Linked DNA regions of Homo sapiens: region 2 is linked to region 1. A link is a loop called in an ENCODE intact Hi-C map of the cell type or tissue named here. Cell type or tissue: heart right ventricle. All regions are shown on one strand. Each heading gives the region's core, and the rest is flanking DNA. Links, peaks and the distances in the headings are about the cores only. Region 1 overlaps KATNIP (katanin interacting protein). Region 2 overlaps KATNIP (katanin interacting protein).

Region 1 (10,491 bases), core at 3,473-8,472:
TGCAGGGAAACTCATTTTGTTTCAAGAGCTTGGCCTCTGGCGTTTGGACATCAGGGGGTTTCAATGAGTAAACTTAACGTGGCATTTACAAATCGTTATGAACTTAATGCAGCTGAGACTGGGGCCGAGAAATCCCAGTGAATCCATGAAATATTAAGCTCTATTTTTCTCCTTGAATCTTTCTAAATCAGGAACACAGAAACGGGAGAAGGAAGGCCCTTCCCCAAACTGGCCGGCAGGCATTTCTGGAATGGAGGCAGGCTGTAGCCTCTTTTCTCAGCAGGAAACGCAATGAAGCATTTAAAATCTTCAGCACTCCAGACTGTGAAAAACCCAAATGTCCCCAGACAAGGTAAGTCCATTCCACAGGCTTCCGGTGAGGCTTGGCTGAGCTTTAGAAAATGACTAAGTTGAAAAGCAATGCGTTTGATCATCGTTTCAAAACCCTTTCGGAATGTACATCAGAGCAACTTGCAAAGCAAGCGGGCCCAGGGGCCGGGAGGGGCTGTGTGTGGCGCCCACTTTCTCCTCACCTCCTGGCCGGCTGGGGCAGCAGCTGAGCCCGTAGGTAGTCCACGAAGAGGATTTCTTGAGCAAAATCAAAGTGGCAGTTGCCTGGCCCCTTCCGGATGAGAAAGCCCTCTGGCGGGGAGACGCACAGGCCATCCAGGGAGACGTGGACAATCTTGGCCTGGCAAACAAAAGAAATAACATGACTGAAGGGAGGCAGGCCATGTGGGGACAGAAGCGGTGCTGACGTGACCGGAGCTGCTGGCAGCTGTGCTCACCATGGGGAGCCTTTCGCAGAGCCACCTGACCGAGGTCCATTTCCCATATCAGGTGCTGTGTGGGCGCTGGGCAGGTAGCAGAGGACAAGACAGGCGAGCCCCCTGCTACAGCGGACACTGGTCCACGGCTTTCAGGGGTGGCACGTGACTTGGCCAAGGCCTCGCCCACCTCAACAGCTGCAGCGGCCTGGGGCGGCATGAGATGGAGGTCAAGGGCATGGACTCAGGCGCTTCCATGTGCACCACTAGTAGCTGTGTATGTTACCTACCTTCCCTATGCCTCAATTTCCTCATCTGTTAAATGGGCACGGTCATGAGTTAACCTACGTAAAGTGCCCTAAACAGAGCCTGGCACAAACTGTATACTTCGTGAATGTTAGCCTCTATCACTCCTTTTTCAACCCCTGGCTCACACATCAATACCCCTCTGGGAGCTCTCCCTTAGGACAGGACAGGCCTCTTTCTGATCTTCCTTCTCATGGCACTGAGCTCATCCTTTTTGGGCCTGTATGCCTAGCAGCATCCCAGTGGCTTCTGGGTCTCTCTTATGGCAGAGGTTCTGGCTGGACCACCTCTCTGTCTGCCTCAGGGCCTGGAACACAGCAGATGCTTTCTAAGAGCTTGCAGGATTCACGTGGATTTGAGCCAACATCTCTCCCTGTTCTAGCCAGAGTTCTCCAGCCAGATGGCCAGGTTCTACTGGTCAGTTTCAAAGTCCTAATGGTAGAGTCTGAGGCGGCCCAGCCACCACCTGCTCTATGGGCAGGGAGGGGCAACAGCCATCACTCTCTGATTTCAGATTTTGGAGCCTGGTTCTCCTCGACACCTTAGCCCACATTCGTGGTCAGCAACATGGGTGCAGCTGTTGATCCAACTGGTGCCTTTCCTCTAGGGAGAGGCAGAGGCGCTCCTCCTGCAGAAAGGAAGGGAGGAAGGGTCCCTGACCTGGCTCTCATGTGCCCCTGGGGCCCCTCGTTCCTTCAGCATTTTGGGAGCCCCTCTATGTCAGTTACAGGACAAGTAAACCTGAAGTGTGGTGCTACCTGGCTTCGGGCGTGGCTGTCACTAGAACTTGGTCCCTGTCCTCCATCTCTCCATCTGCTTTCCTCAAGGGGGATTCCTACCTGGGCCCCCTGAGCTGAACTTGAAACATGGCCGGGCCCATCAGCATGACTCCTGGGGTTTTGCTGGCTTGCCTGGAAAGGGGAGCTTTCTCTTCTGCTGGGCTTGGAGCTAGCAGGACATAAGCCTGGAGCTGCCAGAGTGTGCCCTGGACAGAGTCGCCCAAAAGTAGATTCAGTGATGGCAAAGCAGAGGCCCAGGAAGCCCCTGTCCATCCTCCAGGGCCAACACCTCCTCCAGGAAGCATCCCTGACTTCCCTGGGCAGAGCTGGCCACATGTCCTCTGCTCATTCCCTTCGAGGTGACCTCTATCACCACCTCCATCTTATAGGGAAGGAAGCTAAACTTCACAGGGACTAAGTGATTTGCCCGAGGGCCACTGAAGGGATTTGAAGCCCCAAGTCCAGGAGTCCAGGGCCCTGGCTTCCAACCACATGTCAGGGACCCCTGGTGCTCGGGAAGGCCTTTTGGGGTGTGGGATCTGAGTCAAAGCACCCATTTCACTGCAGTGGGGGTCTCCCATCTCAGGCCACGTGCCCATTCCCCCCCACCCCCACCTCATCCCACTGTAGCCATTGTCTGGCTGGTGGGGCCCAGACCTGTGAGATGGGAACTCAGCCCAACATCCCCAGATGGTGAATTCAGGTCACAGAAGCTCTACCAGACAGACTGTGATTTGCTCAAGGGAATTTTAAGGCCCAAAGGCACAACTTGAGGCAGAAGGCTGTTTTTTAATGTCAATATATCTGACTTCTTCAATGTGTTGAACCCAGGGGAGCGTTCATAGAGACACAGGGCGGCATTGGGAGGGTCTGTGACCGGCCTGCTCAGAGGAGCATGCTGGCTAAGCTCCTGCTACACGGGGAGGGCCAGGGGCTGCCGATCCTGCTGTAAGATGTGACACAATTCTTTTTTTCATTTTTCTTTCTTTGAGATGGTGTCTTGCTCTGTCACCCAGGCTAGAGTGCAATGATGAGATCATAGCTCACTGCAGCCTCAACCTGGGCTCAAGAGATCCTCCTGCCTTAGCCTCCTGAATGGCTGGGACTACAGGTGTGTGCCACTAAGCCTGCCTATTTTTTTGGTAGAGATGGGGGTCTCTCTGTATTGCCCAGGCTGGTCTAGAACTCCTGGGCTCAAGCCATCCTCCAACTTTAGCCTCCCAAAGTACTGGGATTACAGGCGTGAGCCTCTACACCTGGTCTGTGATACAATTCCTAAGGCCCTAGAATAAATTCCATGGTGGGTATATGGTGGGGAGCCCAGATCTGGGGATCACCTGAGGCTGAGTCCTGGCTTTGTCAACTGTTACCTGGCAACGGTGATGCCAATCCGCCGTGGCAGGTGTTATTCCCTCCTCATTTTATAGATGAGGAGACAGGCCCAGGGAAGGCAGGCCACGTGCCAGAGGTTACGCAGCTGGTTGGGTCCAAGCTGAGACTCAGACTCAGGCCCTCCTGATAGTAGGGCCCTAGCTGAATTGCTACCTTTCGGTGGCCTCATTGTCACTTTTACATGACTGGAGGGCACCCATTCAGTCACCTGAGGCCAGAAAAGCCAGAGAAAAGGGCTCTTCCGAGGCTCTCTTCTTCATTCCCACCGAGGCTGAGTCTCAGAAGCGCCCCCCTGCTGCTTCTCACTCAGCAAAACATCACACGGAAATCACAATGTGGGCTCCAGGTCTGGCTGGCCAAGGTGGAGACTCCAGCTGTGTGGCCTTGGATGGGCAAGTGAACCTTCCTGGACCTCAGTTTTAGACCCTAAGAAATGGGGGTAATCACACCCACCTCCCATTGGCTGGAATGAGAATCCAGTGAAACAATGAATGCCCGTGAAGCCCTCAGCAGAGGCCTGGCCACCCGAGCACTCAAGGGACTTGAGGGACAAAACTGACCATGGCAAGCTGGGGCCTGGACCTGCCTAGGACCCCCCAGCACCAGGAGAAACGGTGCTGTGCAGTTCCCTGGAAATGCCCTGCGCTCTTTAGCCTGCATTTGCCATTTGCAGAAGGAAACAGCAGCTCTCTCTCTCCCTGGACATAACGCCCCCAGCTCCGTTTGGAAAATTCTGGAGGATTTATGCTCCTCTCTGGCTGCCACGCCAGCCATTCATCAAGGTGCTGCTTCCCTGATGCTGGACTGAGCACGGCCACTGCTCCCCAGCTTACCCCGCGATAGGTGTCCTCGGGAGATTTATTGTAGTTCCAGAAGCGCAGGCCTGCGATGCTTTCGGCCCTGTCCAGGCGGATCGTGACCACATGGTCCAGCCCCGGCGAGAAGGGGATCAGCCACATATGCTCATCCTCCATGGTGATGTTGGTGCCATCAATTAACCTGCAGCAATGGGGACGGAGCGGCAGGGGGGCGGCTCAGTGGGCACAGGAGGCATCACAGTGGGGCCCCCACCCCCTCGGCCCCAAGTACGTCCCCACTGCCTGGCACTAGCCTGGCTGTGTCAGGCTTGTTAAGGGGAGGTGTGACTGCTGAGAACAACAGTCAGAAGTCGTCTCTCATCTATGAAATGAGACATTTTTTAAAAGAAAAAAAAAAGGCTATGCTGTTAAAGGTGCAGAAAAGCAATCATCAGGGTTTTTGTTTTTTTTTTAAAAGGGAAAATGAACCATTTTTCAGAATCCTTTAGCCCAGTGATCCCATTTCTGGGATTTTCTTCCCCAGAAGGAAAATGTATTCAATATATGGGAAAGGCTATCCGAACCAAGATGCTCATTACAGTGTTATTTACAATAGCTTAAAAAAGGATAACAACCTAAAAGATCTCAAAATCAGGAAATGGTTAAGTAAATTTCACAGGGGTTAAGGTGCCATCATGAGGACACTGCAGTCACATGGAGGAGGCAGGACACTGATTATAAAGCTGAGAAATGAGGACAAGGACCAGGAGAGAGTGTGCAAAAGTGAAAAACATAATTGGGTCAGAGGGTATGGAGGTGAGTATTTTTCTCAAGTTTCCAAACTTTCTGTAAATTTGCTGTGTTGGCTTTACAGCATAGTTGGAAAGAAGTGTAGCCCTTCCTTCCCATGCTGGGGGAGAGAGGTACAAAAGCACCAGGTGAGCTCTGCAGCTCTTGGCTTGGAACAAGTAGAAGGAGGGGCAGGTGACTGTGGGAGCTGCTCTGGCTGGACCATGCTCTGTGACCGCATGGCCTGGATATCCCAGGGAAGCCTCTAACCTGTAGGAGGGAGCCCCTCATGCTCTTCCCAGCTGGCACTCTGAGCTTGTCACCTCAGCCCTATCGCACTCCTGTCCTGGCCAGTTTCTGGTTCCCTTGCTTGGGACATCCTGTTCATCCTCAAGTGGGCCTGTGTTTGTCCCAAGGACAATCGTGCCTCTCGCTTCCCCGGACTGCCCAGCATGCCTCAGCCCAGGCCTCAGGCCCTTGTCCTCGTGGCTCTGGCCCACGTGTCTGGCACTGCCATTCAGAAGCCTGGTCCTGGAAAAAAGGGCCCAGCTGGCAGCCTTTTGAGCAACCTCCCTCTCCCTCCCATTTTCTAGAACCTTCCCCACTCCACACCCTGGATTCCTGGTACCTCACAGCTGCTGTACTGGGAGAAACTTGGCCTGCTGCCACATTTCCTAGATTTGAAAAGAAACTTTTTGTTTCCTTTTACATTTTAAAGTTGTGAATTTGGAAAAAAAAAAAATCTCATAATCGAAGTGTTTACCCAAGGAGGCAATGTTTCTTTGTTCCCTAAAAGGCTGTTATTAAATTGATGGATGGTGTGTCTGACAATTGCTGGCATCTTAAAACTGAGGAAATTCAGCAATTCCACACTGGAGTGTCTGTGGAACTAAGCTGACTGAGGATGACCACTAGAGAACCTTCTATTTCCTTCTAAAGGCAATTATGTTTCTGTCCTAGAAATGGGGCTGCTCCATAGCAAACCTGCCCAATTCTGAGAGCAGAGAGAACTGCTGGAGCATTTGTAGCCGACAGTGAAAGGAAGACTCCACAGACACTCTCAAGAACATCTAAATGAATTCCTAGCTCTATCCATAAAAAAGCCTAGAAACAGCAACGGACCAAGTAGCAGTGAGCATCCCTAGTGGCCAGATTATGGTCTCTAAATACCATTACCCACTAAAAGGAACCAGGGCTTCTTGGAGAAATGGCTGATGCCAGGTCTGGGACAAGAAATAAACCAGATGAGCCTGAAGCATCTGTCACATCAGAAGGCAAGAAAGGTGACCGTTTAAAAGGATTCAGGACTTCCCAGCATCCAAGAGGGAATGATTTAAACATCAATCAGGATAAACACTGCAAAGAATTGACTCTTCAAATGCAGTACTGTATGTTTAAAATCCATGAGTTCATAATAATCCCTAAAAAGAAACACACGTTTTAGACGATGCTAGAGAAACAGTTATTTGGAAAGCCAAAAAGAAAAGGAGGGGAGAGAATCCAACACTTAGGCTGCCTTTCCCATCTGAATTTCACCACAGAGTAGCCAAATAATTGAGGGAAATTCTCTCTTTATTGCAGTTATTTCAGCAAATAAATTTAAAAAAGAATAGTAGGTGAAAATACCACCATTTTTCAACCCCTAATGAATTAATGGACTTCGCCAGCATGACTGGCTTCCAACATCACAAAGAGCCTGGCAACCAGACATTCTATTCTGTATGTCCCCAGGGCCATCTTGCCCTAGTAGTCAAACCTCAATCTGATCAGGCCTCTAGATCTAATTAACAATGTACTAGAAATACAGGGGAGCAAGGAGCAGACTAAACAATACCATAGAGATGCAGCCAGTAAAATTCAGGTCCACCTGGTTTCTTCAACAGGTAATTTACAAGAAAAAAATGGAAAAAGGGGAAAGAGAACCTAGAGAGGCTTAAGAGACATAGCAACCAATCACAACACATAGACCTTATCTGGATCTCAAATCAAATGAGCAAACTGTTAAAAAGGGTGGGTGTGGGGACTATGAATCTGCTAGATATCTGGTAATTTAAGAAATCATTGTTAACTTTTTCTTTCTTTCTTTTTTTTTTTTTTTTTTTGTGTTGAGACAGGGTCCCGCTCTGTTGCCCAGGCTGGAATGTAGTGGCACAATCACGGCTCACTGCAGCCTTGAACTCCTGGGCTCAAGTGATCCTCCCACCTCAGCATCTGAGTAGCTGGTACTACAAGCACATGCCACAATGCCTGGCTATTTTTTTTTTTTTTTTTTTTTTTTTTAGAGACACAATCTCACTATGTTGCCCAGGCTGGTCTTGAATTCCTGGGCTCAAGCAATCCTTCTACCTCAGCCTCCCAAGTAGCTGGGACTACAGGGACATGCCACAGTACCTGGCTACTTTTTTTTATTTATTTTTTATTTTTTATTTTTTTTTGTAGAGACATAGTCTCACTATGTTGCCCAGGCTGGTCTTGAATTCCTGGACTCAAGTGATCCTCCTACCTCAGCCTCCCAAGGAGCTGGGACCACAGACATGTGCCACAGTGCCTGGCTAATTTTTTTTTTCTTTTGTAGAGACACATTCTCACTGTTACCCAGGCTGGTCTCGAATTCCTGGGCTCAAGTGATCCTTCTATCTTGGCCTCCCAATGCTGGGATTATGGGCATGAGCCACTGCGCACAGGCAACTTTTTCAAGTATAACAATGGTACCAGGATTATGTTTTCTCTTAAATCCCTTATTGTTTAGAGGTATACACTGAAATACTGACAGAGGAAATGCTATCAGGCCTGGGATTTGCCAACAGATAATCTGGCAGGTGGGTGGTGAGTGGGTGGGAAGGATCCATAAGCCGCACTGTGCGTTGATCACTTTTCCAGCTGACTGGGAGCCAGGTCTCCAGGCTCCAAGCCTAAATACTCAGGAGAGTGACTTGCCAGGATGTTGGGGGTGGTCAGAGGGGCCCATGAGCAGTTAATGATAGCAGGGGGTGAGGCCACGGTTCAGGGCCACCTTATAGAAAAGCAGGGAGAAGCCTGCCACCAACTCTGCATGAGCTCAGCACCAGGCCAAGGGATGTGGCTGCAATGTGACATGCCATGGGAATGACTCCTCATTCTACTGATAAGGAAACCAAGGCAGGGGAGACAGTATAACTTAGTGGTTAAGTGAGTGGATGGTAGGTATGCCACAGGCCTGCGTTCCAATCATGACTCTGCCACTGCACTAGTCTAGGTGGCCTCTGCATATTTCAGTCTCCACATCGGTATAGTAGGGCTCATAATGGTCCCTTCCTCAAAGGGCTGTTTGAGGCTTCAATGGATGAACATGTGTCACCTGCTTCGCATAGCCCAGTGCCTGGCATTTAATAAGTGCTCAAAAACTGGCAGTCATATGATCAGTTATTATTATTAGCATTGCTGTTATTATTGAAGAGGTTAAGAAAGTTACCTAATAGTTGGCATGGGGCAGAGGCGGGATTTGAACTCCCATCCCTCTGACTCCCCTAGTTCACACCTCTAAGCAGCGCCCAGACCCTCTGGCTGTGCAGGGCAGGGGAACTGAGTGCTGGTCTGTGGGCTGCAGGTCCATGTGGATCAATGCTGTATTTGAGGCTTCCCCACCTACTGACTTGACGCAACCTTGGCTTATGAAATCTGACAAGTGCAGGGGAAAGTGCAGCCACCACCGCCTGTGGAGGCTTCCTGAGCCATCACCTCTAACCTCAAGGAGGGGAGAGGGAGCTTTCAGCCCCCGGGAGGCCTGGGTCATTCATGTGTAAACTCTGAACCATCCACTGCAAAGGTTTACAGACAGCTACTGTGTGCGAGACGCTCTGCTAAGCACAGAGAAGAAAATGCAGACCATGGCTGTGTCTGGAAGCATGGGAACCCGCCTTCAAATCCCGCCTGACACTTCCAGCTGTGTGGCCCTGGAGAATCACCTCCCACCTCTCTTTCCTGAGCCTTGGTTTCCTGAGCCTCGGTTTCCCTTGACCACATTACCTCACAGGGTGGCCAGGGGAGGGACATATGCGATTCTATTTGATGTCTGAATCTGAAGTCTCAGAGGCAGAACAATGTCCCCAAAACCCAGTGGGCATGAAAGTAAAGCTTCTGATAGACACTTACTTGTCCAGGGCCCGGGAGTCGTCAGAGTACTCGGGGAGCTCATTTAAGTCTCTGGGGGAAGCAGAGATCTGGTGCAGGTGGATGGGCAGCGCCTGGCCCTCCTTGCCCACCACTTCCAGGCCAGTGAGCCCCAGGTAGTGCAAGTCTCCCCAGGAGGCAGTGAAATTCAGCTGAAGGCCTGCAACAGGAAGAGAAGTGGCCCATTAGCACCAGAGGCTCCAGAGGAGGCATCTAAAATGAAGACAGGAAGAGGAATGCTATTCGGCCTCTATATTCTAGCAACTTCAACCCAGACCCAAAGTGCCTTGCAGGTGGGCTCTGTGGCTTTCCTCTAGGTGGCCTTGGGCCCAGGCCACTGTCAGTGCTCAGGAAACAACGGTAAGCTGCATGGGCGAGGGTTAAACCTGCACATAGCCCTGAGTCCTTCCTCCGCCTACCAGATTGTGCTGTCCCACCCGACACTGAACATCCTTGGTGGCTTCCCATGCTTTCTGGCCAACAACGCATTCCCCATCAGACTTCTATCTACTTCTCTGACCTCACTGTGCACCAGGGACCCTAGGCCCCACCCAGGCTGTCTTTCAGTTTCTCGTATTTATATTCCTCTCTCTCCAACCACAGGGCCTTTGAATGTGCTGTCACCCCTCCCTAGAATTCACATGGCCTGGTTGACTTGTGAGCACCCTTCAGATCCCAGCTCCCTTCCTCAGAGAAGCCCTCCTGAGTTCTTTGACCAGGTCAAACCTCCATTGATAACCTGCCATGCCACTGTACACTTCCCTTTCCAAGCCCTGGTCACTGCTGTAATCGCGTGATCTTGGTAAATACCCACTTGCCCCGCCAGATGCCTAACTCCTTGAGGGAGAAACCCCATCTGTTTCTCTAAACCACTGTGTCCTGAGCCTGGCATGGTGCCTGGCACACAGTAGGAGCTCAGTACAGATGGAATGATTAAACCAGCAACTACATGGAGACTTGTATCAGTAAGCCCCAGCGCTGGAAACTGACATTTTATGCAAATTGGCTGCTATCACAAACATTCACGTGGGCTCAGAGTAAAGGAAGTGACCTAGGGTGATACCGCCATCCTTTTGCCTCTGCTCCCATCCTCTCTCGATCAGAGACCATTTAGAAGTGACCTTCTGTGGCCCTGGGGCAAAACAGCCCAGATGTCATTCATTTGCCCAGGAAACTCAAATGGAATGAATCTCTTGATCAAGCCCTGTCAGATAATTGGCTGGAACGTCTCTTTCCTTAACGGTGTCTCATTAGAGCAAGACCAAACACAATAAACCCTTCTGCCCTTAGAGAATTTGCCGCATATTTTAGCACCCTTTTGGGTAGCTAAGTGTAAGACTCACTCTTTGCAGCGTTCACAGAAATGCCAGCACCACAGAGCAGGCAGAAGGAAGCAGGGTGTCATCTGGCACCACCCCCTTGCAGCTCAGATGAGGAACTGGAAGCCCAGAGAGGTGAAAGGACTTCTTTGTGGCCATGAAGAGGGGCTGGGTCACCTGACCTCCCTGGAGC
Region 2 (10,491 bases), core at 1,856-6,855, 120 kb after region 1:
CGCGGTGGTTCATGCCTGTAATCCCAGCACTATGAGAGGCTGAGGAGGGCGGATCAGTTGAGATCAGGAGTTCGAGACCAGCCTGGCCAGCATGGTGAAACCCTGTCTCTACCAAAAATACAAAAATTAGCCAGGTGTGGTGGTGTGTGCCTGTAGTTCCAGGTACTCGGGAGGCTGAGGCAGGAGAATCGCTTGAGCCTGGCAGGTGGAGCCTGCAGTGAGCCGAGATCGCACCTCTGCACTCCAGCCTGGGCAACAGAGTAAGACCCTGCTTAAAAAAAAAAAAAAAAAAAAAGATTATGTCTCTGGAAGATGGACTAGGGAGGAATTGGCCCTAGAAAAAGCAATTTCCTAGAACTGGTCCTAGAAGCAGCAAAAAAATAAATAAATAAAAAAGAAAAAGGGGTGGTGGTGGTGGTGGTAATTAGGGCATGCATTTCCCTTGAAGCCCTGGGGTTAGAACCTTTCACCCCTTGTAATATTCAATTCCCTGCAGGTTTAGTAAACATAAGGATTATCTAGATGATGAAGAAAATGATGTCAGAGTCTTACTGACCTACCAAACTCTAGTAGTTTGGACAGAACTCCTTTCTGATCCAAGTTCACAATGCCCCGCTCACCCATCAACGCTTTCACACTACGTGCCATGTCACTGGGTGCCACTCCAAGCACTCAGGTGCATTCACTCATTTAGTTCTTTTTTTTTTTTTTTTTTTTTTTTTTTGAGACAGAGTCTCACTCTGTTACCCAGCCTGGAGTGCAGCGGGGTGATCTCGACTCACTGCAACCTCTGCCTCCTGGGTTCAAGCAATTCTCCTGCCTCAGCCTCCTGAGTAGCTGGAACTACAGGTGCCCGCCACCAGGCCCAGATAATTTTTGTACTTTTAGTAGAGACGGGGCTTTGCCAAGTTGGCCAAGCTGGTCTTGAACTCCTGACATCAGGTGATCTACCTGCCTTGGCCTCCCAAAGTGTTGGGATTACAGGTGTAAGCCACTGTGCCTGGCCGCTCATTTAGTTCTCAAAGCAACCCAAGGGGGAAACTGAGTCACAAGGGTGTAGGCCACTTGCCCAAGGCCACACAGCGAGGAAGTTGCACAGCCTAATCACAGGCCTGACACTAAACCAAAGATGGGCCAACATTTCCTGTAAAGGGCCAGAAGGATTTTAGACTTTGCAAGCTATATGGTCTCTGTTAGGATACTCAGCAATCCTATTGCAGCTCAAAAGCAGCCACAGGCAATGACTAAAGAAATGGGCACGGTTGTGTTCCAGTAACACTTTATTTACAAATACGGGCTGAGGCTAGATTTGGCCCAAGGGCTGTAGTTGTGGATGAACTCTTGTTCTAAATCACCATGCTGTACTGCCCCCAGCAGGCGTGTTGAAGAATAAATGTGTCCCACCTGGGCTGGGTGTGGTGGCTCACACCTCTAATCCCAGCTCTTCAGGAGGCTGAGGTGGGAGGATTGTTTGAGGCCAGGATTTTGAGAGCAGCCTAGGCAACACGGTGAGACCTTGTCTCCACAAAAAAAAAAAAAAAAAAATTTTTTAAAAATTAAAAAACAATGTGTCCAGCCTGGGCTATAGAGGCCTTTGGACTGGGATTAGAGAACTTCCCTGGTGTCCCATGTTGCCCTGGGTTCCAGCTCCACATATGGCGCAGCTTCCTCCCAGGCCCTATCAACTCGGTCTTAGCACATGTGTTACCCTCGGCGCTAGGGCTGTGGAGGGAAAGCACTACCCGGAACATATAACCAAAACCGGGGGTTTCCAGGCCCGGAGATTCCTGGAGGTCTTCCTACCTCGACTGGGATGAAGCTGTAACGGCTTTGAAGTTCATCATTGATTTGAATTTTTCTTTTTATTATACTTTAAGTTTTAGGCCCCACAGCAGGCCCCCCACAACAGGCTCTGGTGTGTGATGTTCCCCTTCCTGTGTCCATGTGTTCTCATTGTTCAATTCCCACCTATGAGTGAGAACATGCGGTGTTTGGTTTTTTGTTCTTGCGATAGTTTGCTGAGAATGATTCCAGCATTCATCCATGTCCCTACAAAGGACATATAGTTTCCAGCTTCATCCATGTCCCTACAAAGGACATGAACTCATCATTTTTTATGGCTGCATAGTATTCCATGGTGTATATGTGCCACATTTTGTTAATCCAATCTATCATTGTTGGACATCTGTGTTGGTCCCAAGTCTTTGCTATTGTGAATAGTGCCGCAATTTTCTACCATACCTCCCAGGAGAGCATGCTCCTCCCTCCTCCCCAGAAACTACTCAATTTACATCCAAATACCAGGAGGCCTTCTAGCCGGGGAAGAGATGGCTCGAGAAGGGGCAAGGAGGAGGGACCACGGGGCACGGGGCCCAGGCCTGAGGAGCTGCCTGACTCACCAGCACCGGCCAGGGCCTAGGGTGCGGCCTGGCCTCCCCATGGGTTTCTAGTCCTTTGTCCAGAAAAAGGGGGCCTGGACTAGGGCCCTGCTACTCTAAGTGTGGTCCACGGACCAGCAGCATTGGTATCTCCTGGGAATTTGTGAGAAATGCAGAATTCCAGGCCCCTCCTTTGCCTTGGGAATCAGAATGTAAACCTGAGCAGTATCCCAGGTCATTTACACGCACGCACATTCAATTTCCAATAGCATAAGATCAGGAGATCGACAAGGCTTTGTGGTGGAAGCCGTTGCTTCTGCCTGTCCAGCACATACTCCCCTGTGTTTGGTAAAAGCACCCTGTTTTCGCTTTTTGAGATGGTGTCTTGCTCCCCACTTCCTGCCCGGGCCCTAAGAGGTTCACATGGCACTGAGTCCTCCCAAGGGGTGGAAGCACGTGACCCAGGCCTAGCCAATCAGAGCATGCGATTCCCCTGTCCCCCCAGTGATTGGGTGACTGGTTCTGGGGCATGGAAGAGATGTGGTAGCAGGGTGGCGGAACCTAAGTGGGCAGCTGCTGGTGGCTTGTCTTGGTACCACATGGGGCACAGGGGGGGTTGAGAGATGAAGAATAGGTCATTATATCGTTTGAGCTCCTGGACCCAAACGTGCCTGAACTTAAGATAACCAAGAATCGGGATGAACAATTCTGCTAGCCTTGGATTTGAACTGAAAGCATGAAAGAGAGCTCTAATGTTCAAGGAAAGCCCAGGTCTCTCTCTCTCCTTTTTTTTTTTTTTGAGACAGAGCCTCACTCTGTCGCCCAGGCTGGAGTGCAATGGCGCGATCTCAGCTCACTGCAACCTCTGCCTCCCGCGTTCAGGCAATTCTCCTGCCTCGGCCTCCCGAGTAGCTGGGATTACAGACATTCACCACCATGTCCGGCTAATGTTTTTGTATTTTTAGTAGAGACAGGGTTTCAGCACGTTAGCCAGGCTGGTATCGAACTCCTGACCTCAGGTGATCCACCCATCTCGGCCCCCCAAAGTGCTGGGATTACATGCGTGAGCCTCCGCGCCCGGCCTCTCTCTCGTCTGTGGTTTTCCCGTCTTCCCTTTAGCACTACTGCTCACCTCGCAGAGGTGTCAGGACCCAGGTTTGCAGTCGGCATTAAGGCACTGAATCAGCAAGCTTTTACTGAGCGCCGACTGCATACAAGGTTCTGAAAACACAGGAAGATACAAAAAAAAAAAAAAAAAATTAAAAACCAATGCCCTGCCCTCAAGGAGGTCACACAGCACACATAATGGGAGAATGTGTTTATGAAGCAACATGTGACAAAATTAATGTGGTCCAGAAAGAGTTTCTAATGTTGAGTGGGTGCTGGAGAGGGGAATAAATAGTCCCTCCATCTGGCCTGCTCTCCCGCCCCCAGCCCCAGGGAGGCTCCTCTGCCACCACTGGGAGGAGATTGAAAGCAGCCCTGCCCACACGGAAGGCTCACCTCCAGTGAGCAGCCCAGGCTGGCAGGTTCCAACCCAGCCCCCCAGGCCGTGCATGGCTCCCTGCCTCCCACCTCCACGCCCTTGCAAGGGATGATGACTGTGCACCTGGCTAGCTCCCCGCTTGGCACGCTGCTGTACCTGAGTGGGTGTTTCAAAGCGGCTGCTCTTTCTTGCCTACTTGCAGCACCCAGACCTGGGTAGACCCTTGCAGTATCAATCATATGGGGGAGGAGGATTTAAAAGCAGTGACATCCCCAAATCCATGTTCCTTTTTGCAACCCAAGGCCAGCTTATTTCATACCTGGCCCACACTCAGCCCAGTTCATGCCTAGAGTTATTTGTTCATATCTGCCACCCCTCTTCGCAAACTGTTTTAAAAGGTGTGCATTAAAGCTTATTGTCAAGTAGAAAAAAAGAGCAAGGCTGGGGGCTGCCCCATATGGTTGTGTGGGTTGTGCAGTATGCAAATGGCTCCCTCTAGAGGTACGAGAGCTCTAAAACACTGACAAAGGTAGGTCTAGGGTTGGGAGGTCCGGCTGACTTGATGTGTTCATCCCTGATTTGTCTGATCTCTTAGAAATAGCAGTGCTCCCCACTCTGACAGTCTGTGTTGTGCAAGGTCACTGGAAAGGCCAATGCTTTACGGCTTGTTTCATTTGTCGTCCTCACTGCAAGGGTTTCAGAACTCAGAAGGAAGATAACAAGAGACAGGGCCCCCAACACTTCCCATTTTTACTTGTGAGATTTTCTGAAGGTGCTGAAGCTGCACAGGCCACAACAGGACACAGGATATGGTGGCTGAGTGAGAGCAAAGCCTCTGCTTTAATAATTGCAATGAACTTGCTTTAGAGACCTTTAAGGAACGCCCACCCCACAGTAAATTGCTGGAAGGCCAATCCCTTCACTAGCAATTTAATGCTAAGAGCCGATGACGTTCATCAAATCTGACAGCATTTTGGTAAACGACGGCTCTGTTGATTAGGCCGCTGTCCACCCAAGTATTACAAGGCTGAGGAAGCCATAAATCTTAATCCACAGATAGCAGCATAAAGATCTAAGGCCCAGAAGTGGTGGGGGGAAAAGGACAGTATGAACAAGAGGCCATACATCACCACCAGCCCATTCCACAGGGAAGGTGGCAGCTCGGGAGCCCAACACAGCCATCGCCATGATCCTCCCCAAACCCCCAGGAATCTGAGGGGCTTGGGAAGGGTTTTACAGGTGGAAGTCATCGGCTTCTTGGCCAGGAGCCAGAGTTGGGATGACTCTGTGACCTTCTGGTCAAGGGATCTGGAGGCCAGTGTACCTGACGCAGCCCCTCCTGTCAGGGCAGCTCTACCCAAATGTGCTTTCTTATTGTTGGGTGAGACCGTAAGAAGAGAAACCTGTTCTCCTGGAGGCGGTGAATGGATTGGGCTTGGTCAGTAGAAACAGGGTGTGTGATTCAAGAGAGTTTCAGGGCTGGGCGCAGTGGCTCACGTCTGTTAATCCCAGCACTTTAGGAGGCCAAGGTGGGTGGATCGCATGAGCCCGGGAGTTCAAGACCAGTGTGGGCTACATAGCAAGAACCTGTCTCAAAAAAAAAAAAAAAAAAAAATCCAGCAAGACAGCCAGGAGGAGAGTACAGAGGGTGAATGGGGAGGCAAGGGGGCTGTGTGGACTGTGAATAAGGCTGGGACTGCAGGTGCTCACTGTGCACTGGGACCACTGCATCCCACCACGGTGTCCCCTGCTGACCAATGTGAATACACAAGGCGACCGTGTGGCCCCACTGATACCTCCTGGTTGGCATGGCCCTACAAGTGAAACCCCAAGACCGGGAGAGGACTGTGGTCCCTCTCTTGGTGGAGCAGCTTTTGAGAACTGGCCACTGGCCACTGGGGACTTGGCTGCCTTGACCACTCTGCCTACCTTGGCTGCCCCTAAGCATGGCAGGAGCCCATCCAAAAGGGTTAGGATAGAAAGATTGTCTTCCTCTCCATCCCATGGACCCAAGACTCTGTCTCCATGGACTGTCTACCATGGAGAAACTTTGGACTTAACTCCACTTCTTGGAGCCAGAGCAAACCAATCCAGCCTGTCTTCCTCATGACGGTAATAATGGTATAGCTGGCACCCCCAGTCTATTCACTCTGCTACCTCCAGCCTTCTTGACAAGAAGCTATAGGACTCATGGTTCCTGCTCATGTGGCCAGGGCAGGCAGGGTTTGCACCAAATGAACTGGTCTCTGAGGGGCTCTAGTCATAGCCGATGGAGGTAGGAGGGGGTGCCTCATCCAGGCTAAGCAGCAGCAGCCCAGGCCATGCCCTGAGAAAGGGATGAGCTGAGAGATTCAGACTGTCTCTGTCTTGGAAACTTTCAACTAACAAATATGGAGGGAGTGTAAAACCGTGTGTGGAGAAGGCACGATGGATCAGGGGAACACTGAAGCTACGAGTTGGCGGCAGCTCAGGGACAGGGAACAGAAGTGCAAGGACGGGGGCTGGGGAAGGTTGGTGGAGAGAGACGTAGCCCTGCTTCAAAGGCTTCCTGGTCCTCCTGTAGCCCCTTGCTCCCATGGGCGGTCCTTTCTGCACACATGAACCCAAAATATGAACCCAAACGTGGCGCTCTACTGTTTCAACCCTCTTGGAAATTCTCACATTTAGATTGAAATCCAAACTTCCTCCTGTGGTCTTCTAGGCCCTGCATGGCCGGTTCTTCCTACTTGCAACCCTGACACCCTCATCCCCACCCTTTCTGCCACCCTGTCCTGATCGCCCTGCCTCCTCTCAGCCTGTGCCCAGTGCCCGCTGCTCTCACTGTCCCCTCACCTGAAAGCCTCCCCCAGCCACAGATCTTTCCGGGGCTGGCTCCAGGTAACTCTCAGGCCCTGGCTGCGATGCGGCCCCTTGGGAGGCTGTGCTGCCCACCTTCGCTGAAGGAGCGCTCCCCCGACAGCTTCTCTTTCAGGCTGCTGTCCTCTGTCCTTCCTTCGTAGCACTGTCTTCCGACTCCCTTGCTTGCCTTTGGTCCTTTGCCTTCCCAACCTCCCCACCCGCTCCCCATCAACATGAGCTCCAGGAGAGCAGGGCTGGCCTCACTTATTGCTTGGAACCCGGCATCTGTAAGTGCCAAAACTGAGTATGTGCTCAATACATGAGCACGGAATGAAAGAAGTAAAGTATGAGTGAGCAAAGGAACATACTAGAGTGAAGAGCCCTGAGGCCTCCAGGCTGAGCTGCCCTCCCCATCTGCCCCTCTGTGATTAAAACAACAACAGGCAGCACCATTCACTATTTCTCCTGTGCCAGGCACTGCTTCAGCTTCTCTCCAAACACAGACCCCACTGATCCTCATTAATTGCCCTCATTAATTACCATTACCAACCTCACATGACAAATGAGAGCGCAGGCACCAAGGGGTTAAGCGTCTTAGCCACTGTGCAGCTGGCAGGAGGCGGAGCCAAGGCTTTGCACTGGGGCTGCTGGAAGGTTCCAGGGTCTATGCTCTTAGCCATTCCTCTGGACTTGTCTGTCACCTGTTCCCACCTGAAGCAGCAGGCAGCCCCTGCTGAGACCACCTGTAATGCACGCTGCACATGCTCCCCTCCAGCAGCCCTGGGAGGTTTCATTGATGATGAAACCAAAGCTCAGAGTGGTTACACGGCCAGCTCCAGAGCACACAGCTCACAGAGGTTACATGGCCAGGTCTGGGGTGCACAGCTCAGAGAGGCTACACAGCCAGCTCCGAGACACACAGCTCAGAGAGGTTACTCAGCCAGCTCTGGGGCACACAGCTCAGAGAGGTCACATGGCCAGCTCCAAGACACACAGCTCAGAGAGGTTACACAGAGAGCTCCAGGGCACACAGCTCAGAGAGGTTACACAGCCAGCTCCAGGGCACACAGCTCACAGAGGTTACACGTACATAGCTCAGAGAGGTTACACAGCCAGCTCCAGGACACACAGCCAGTGAGCAGTCCAAAGCCTACTCCTTCCACTCTCCAGGGGCTACAAATTCAAATGCCCCAAAGAACCAGACGGGAAATGGAAACACGAGATAAGAGAAATCATAGCCTAAATCTGATAATAAACCACAGCTACCACTCAGCCTCACCACTGAAGCTCTGGGGAGTGGTGGGGACTTTGGCAAACAGGAAAGCTCATGCCCTATCCAAAGGCAGTAGCTGGACTTGGCTCCTGCTGCTGGCTGCCTAGTGGGGAGGAGGATGGCCCAGCGTGGGGGCCAGACTTTTCCATTTTTTCCAGGGAAGAAGAGATCTAGATTTTTGATTTTGAGATAGGGTCTTGCTCTGTCCCCCAGGCTAGAGTGCAGTGGTGCGGTCATGGCTCACTGCACCCTTGAACTCCTGGCTTCAAGCGATCCTAACTGTCTCAGCCTCCTCAGTAGCTGGGACTAGAGGTGTGCGCTACTATGCCTGGCTAATTTTTTTATTTTTAGTAGAGATGGGACTCACTATGTTGCCTGGGGTGGTCTTGAACTCCTGAGCTCAGGTGATCCTCCTTCCTCGGCCTCCCAAAGTGCTAGGATTAGAGGCATGAGCCATTGCACCTGGCTAGATATATTTTTAATATAAAATCTTGTTAATTTAAATGTTGGCAAGCTTCGAAAAGTCTTTTAAAAGCTGTATGAGCCCAACAACCATTATCTGGGGGCAAGTTTGACCCACAGGCTTCAAGTGGTTAACTTCTGGACCCCGCCAGGCCCGCCATCCATGTATTTGAAGTCAGGTGTCACACCCTCCTCCCAGTTAAGCAGTCCCCATGTCTTCACAGCCCGAGCTTCAAAGGCAGGAACTGAGCCTTCTTGAATTTTTTTTTTTTTTGAACCCTAGAGCCTTGCACAGTGCCTGGGCCCTGCTGGGTATCAATACATGTCTGTTAAATTAACAGATGATTTCATTCATGACACATGTAGTTCATTCACCACTTTTGAATGCTCCCTGGTTTGTGTCTATCTTTAAGGTTGGTTCCCAAAAGCCTGGGTGTGTGGAGCAGAGTCCATGCTCTAGACTGGAGGGGGCCGGCTCTCGGTACCCATCCCACACTCCTCCTGGGGAGCCTTTCTGTGGGGTAGAGGCCAGAAAGCCAAATACTGCATTTCCCAGACTCCCTTTCTAAAGCTGTCCTCACAGGGTTAACAAGAATTCTCACAGAATATAGTTATAATTCAGCATTAATCACTGCACTTTGACCCACTTCCTTGTAACTGAAATTCACTGGATACTGACCATTAGCATTCCCATTATTCCTTATAGATTTCTGACTGTAGAATCATTAAGGCTTTTGTTTAAGAATTGCTTAAGATGTTTTTCAGATCTTAAATTCCAGCAAAACAACTCACGCTAGCCAGTTTGAAGGCCCCCCACAGAAGAACGGGATCTGCGTGAGAACACAGCTTCTTCATCTCCCTGTCCCGTGACTTCCCCCTGCACTCTTCCACCAATCAATGATCTCCACACATCAGCCTACTCCAAAACCCTTAAAAACACTGGCCCCAAACTCCTCCGGGAGACAGATTTGAGGTTTCCTTCCATCTCCTCGTTTGGCGGCCCTACAATTAAATCTCTCTCTCTGCTGAAACCCAGGGTCTATGTGTATAGACTTGCCAGCATCGTGCAATGGACCTATTATGGTTACATTTTGGCTTGGGTTCTGGGTGTGATTTAGGTTCAGCCAATCAGATGGCCTCACACGAGCCAGGGAAAGCAGAAGTGAGGTGAGGAGAGGAGGGGGATAGATGTTGGCTGTTTCAGTGCTAAGCACAGGGCATGGAGTTCTTCCATAATGTTCCTGACTGGCTAGCCAGGCTGCGGGGCAGGGTCTTCATAGCGCTGTCCCAGCAGGCATGGAGTCACTCTGAGGCCAACAGCTGGGGCAGTAACTCCCTGATTCCTGGATTGCAGCTAAGGTGACACCTTCCTGATGCTGATACCCCACCTTCCCAATGGTGTCCTAGGCAGCCGCTCTCCTGGCAGGCCCAGGCTAAGTGGCCATGCTTTTGAGGCACCATTCCTAGAGGCCCAGCCCAGAGTCCCCTCCTCATGCTAGCCCAAGGACTTCGTAAGCACCCGACTCCCTGCACTGCATTTGTTTCTGCTTAAAATAGCCTGAGTGGTCTCTGCTGTTAGGCACTGACTGACCCCTGACTGATACAGTGTAGAAGGACAATTACAGCCCTCGAGGCATCAGGAAATCAGGAAATTAGCTATGATTAGGCCCTGTGAAGTGTGGGACCACAAGGAGAGACTGAGGAGGATGCTAATTAATCTTAGGCCAAGTTTTTTAAATTGCACAGACTCTAGGGCCAGCTATTAAGCCACAATCTAAGACACAAATATGGCTCCTGATAATAGAAGGCTCTCAAAACAAGTAGAAGAACTGTCTTAAGTGAGAAGTGAAGAAAGGCCTCATTAGCAACAAATTAATATTCATTGCAGGGGACAAAAGGAGGCCTCCAGGCTGTGTGTCCTCCAGGCCTTGCTCCTCAGCACTGAGATCAGGCAGGGACACCCTTCCCCAGTTAATCAATGACTTGAAGATGCCCCTGTGGGGAGGCAGAAAGATCACTGGGTTTATAACCACAGCCCAGAGTTCAAATCCCAG

The links. A loop is a pair of places that touch in the nucleus more often than their neighbours do. Peaks named below come from ENCODE experiments on the same cell type or tissue, not always from the same donor. Only the 100,000 strongest peaks of a DNase experiment are listed, where the experiment ranks them.
Region 2: it touches region 1 in a loop (2.3-fold over the local background); 3 of 110 quality-filtered maps call a loop at or near these places.

The regions. Positions count from the first base shown.
Region 1 is chr16:27,760,061-27,770,551 of GRCh38, reverse strand. KATNIP (katanin interacting protein) reads right to left here. Exons shown (of 28, transcript NM_015202.5): 19 at 8,962-9,139; 20 at 4,078-4,243; 21 at 534-691. Among named protein-coding and RNA genes, the nearest start is that of KATNIP, 220 kb to the right of the region's middle. RefSeq lists enhancers at 1-1,115, 10,487-10,491. In heart right ventricle, for the core only: no CTCF peak of the experiment used is centred there; no DNase peak of the experiment used is centred there.
Region 2 is chr16:27,633,824-27,644,314 of GRCh38, reverse strand. The region is part of intron 5 of KATNIP (katanin interacting protein); the gene reads right to left. Among named protein-coding and RNA genes, the nearest start is that of KATNIP, 89 kb to the right of the region's middle. RefSeq lists enhancers at 2,554-3,195, 6,995-7,495, 9,976-10,491. In heart right ventricle, for the core only: a CTCF peak has its summit at 4,365 (motif pointing left); no DNase peak of the experiment used is centred there.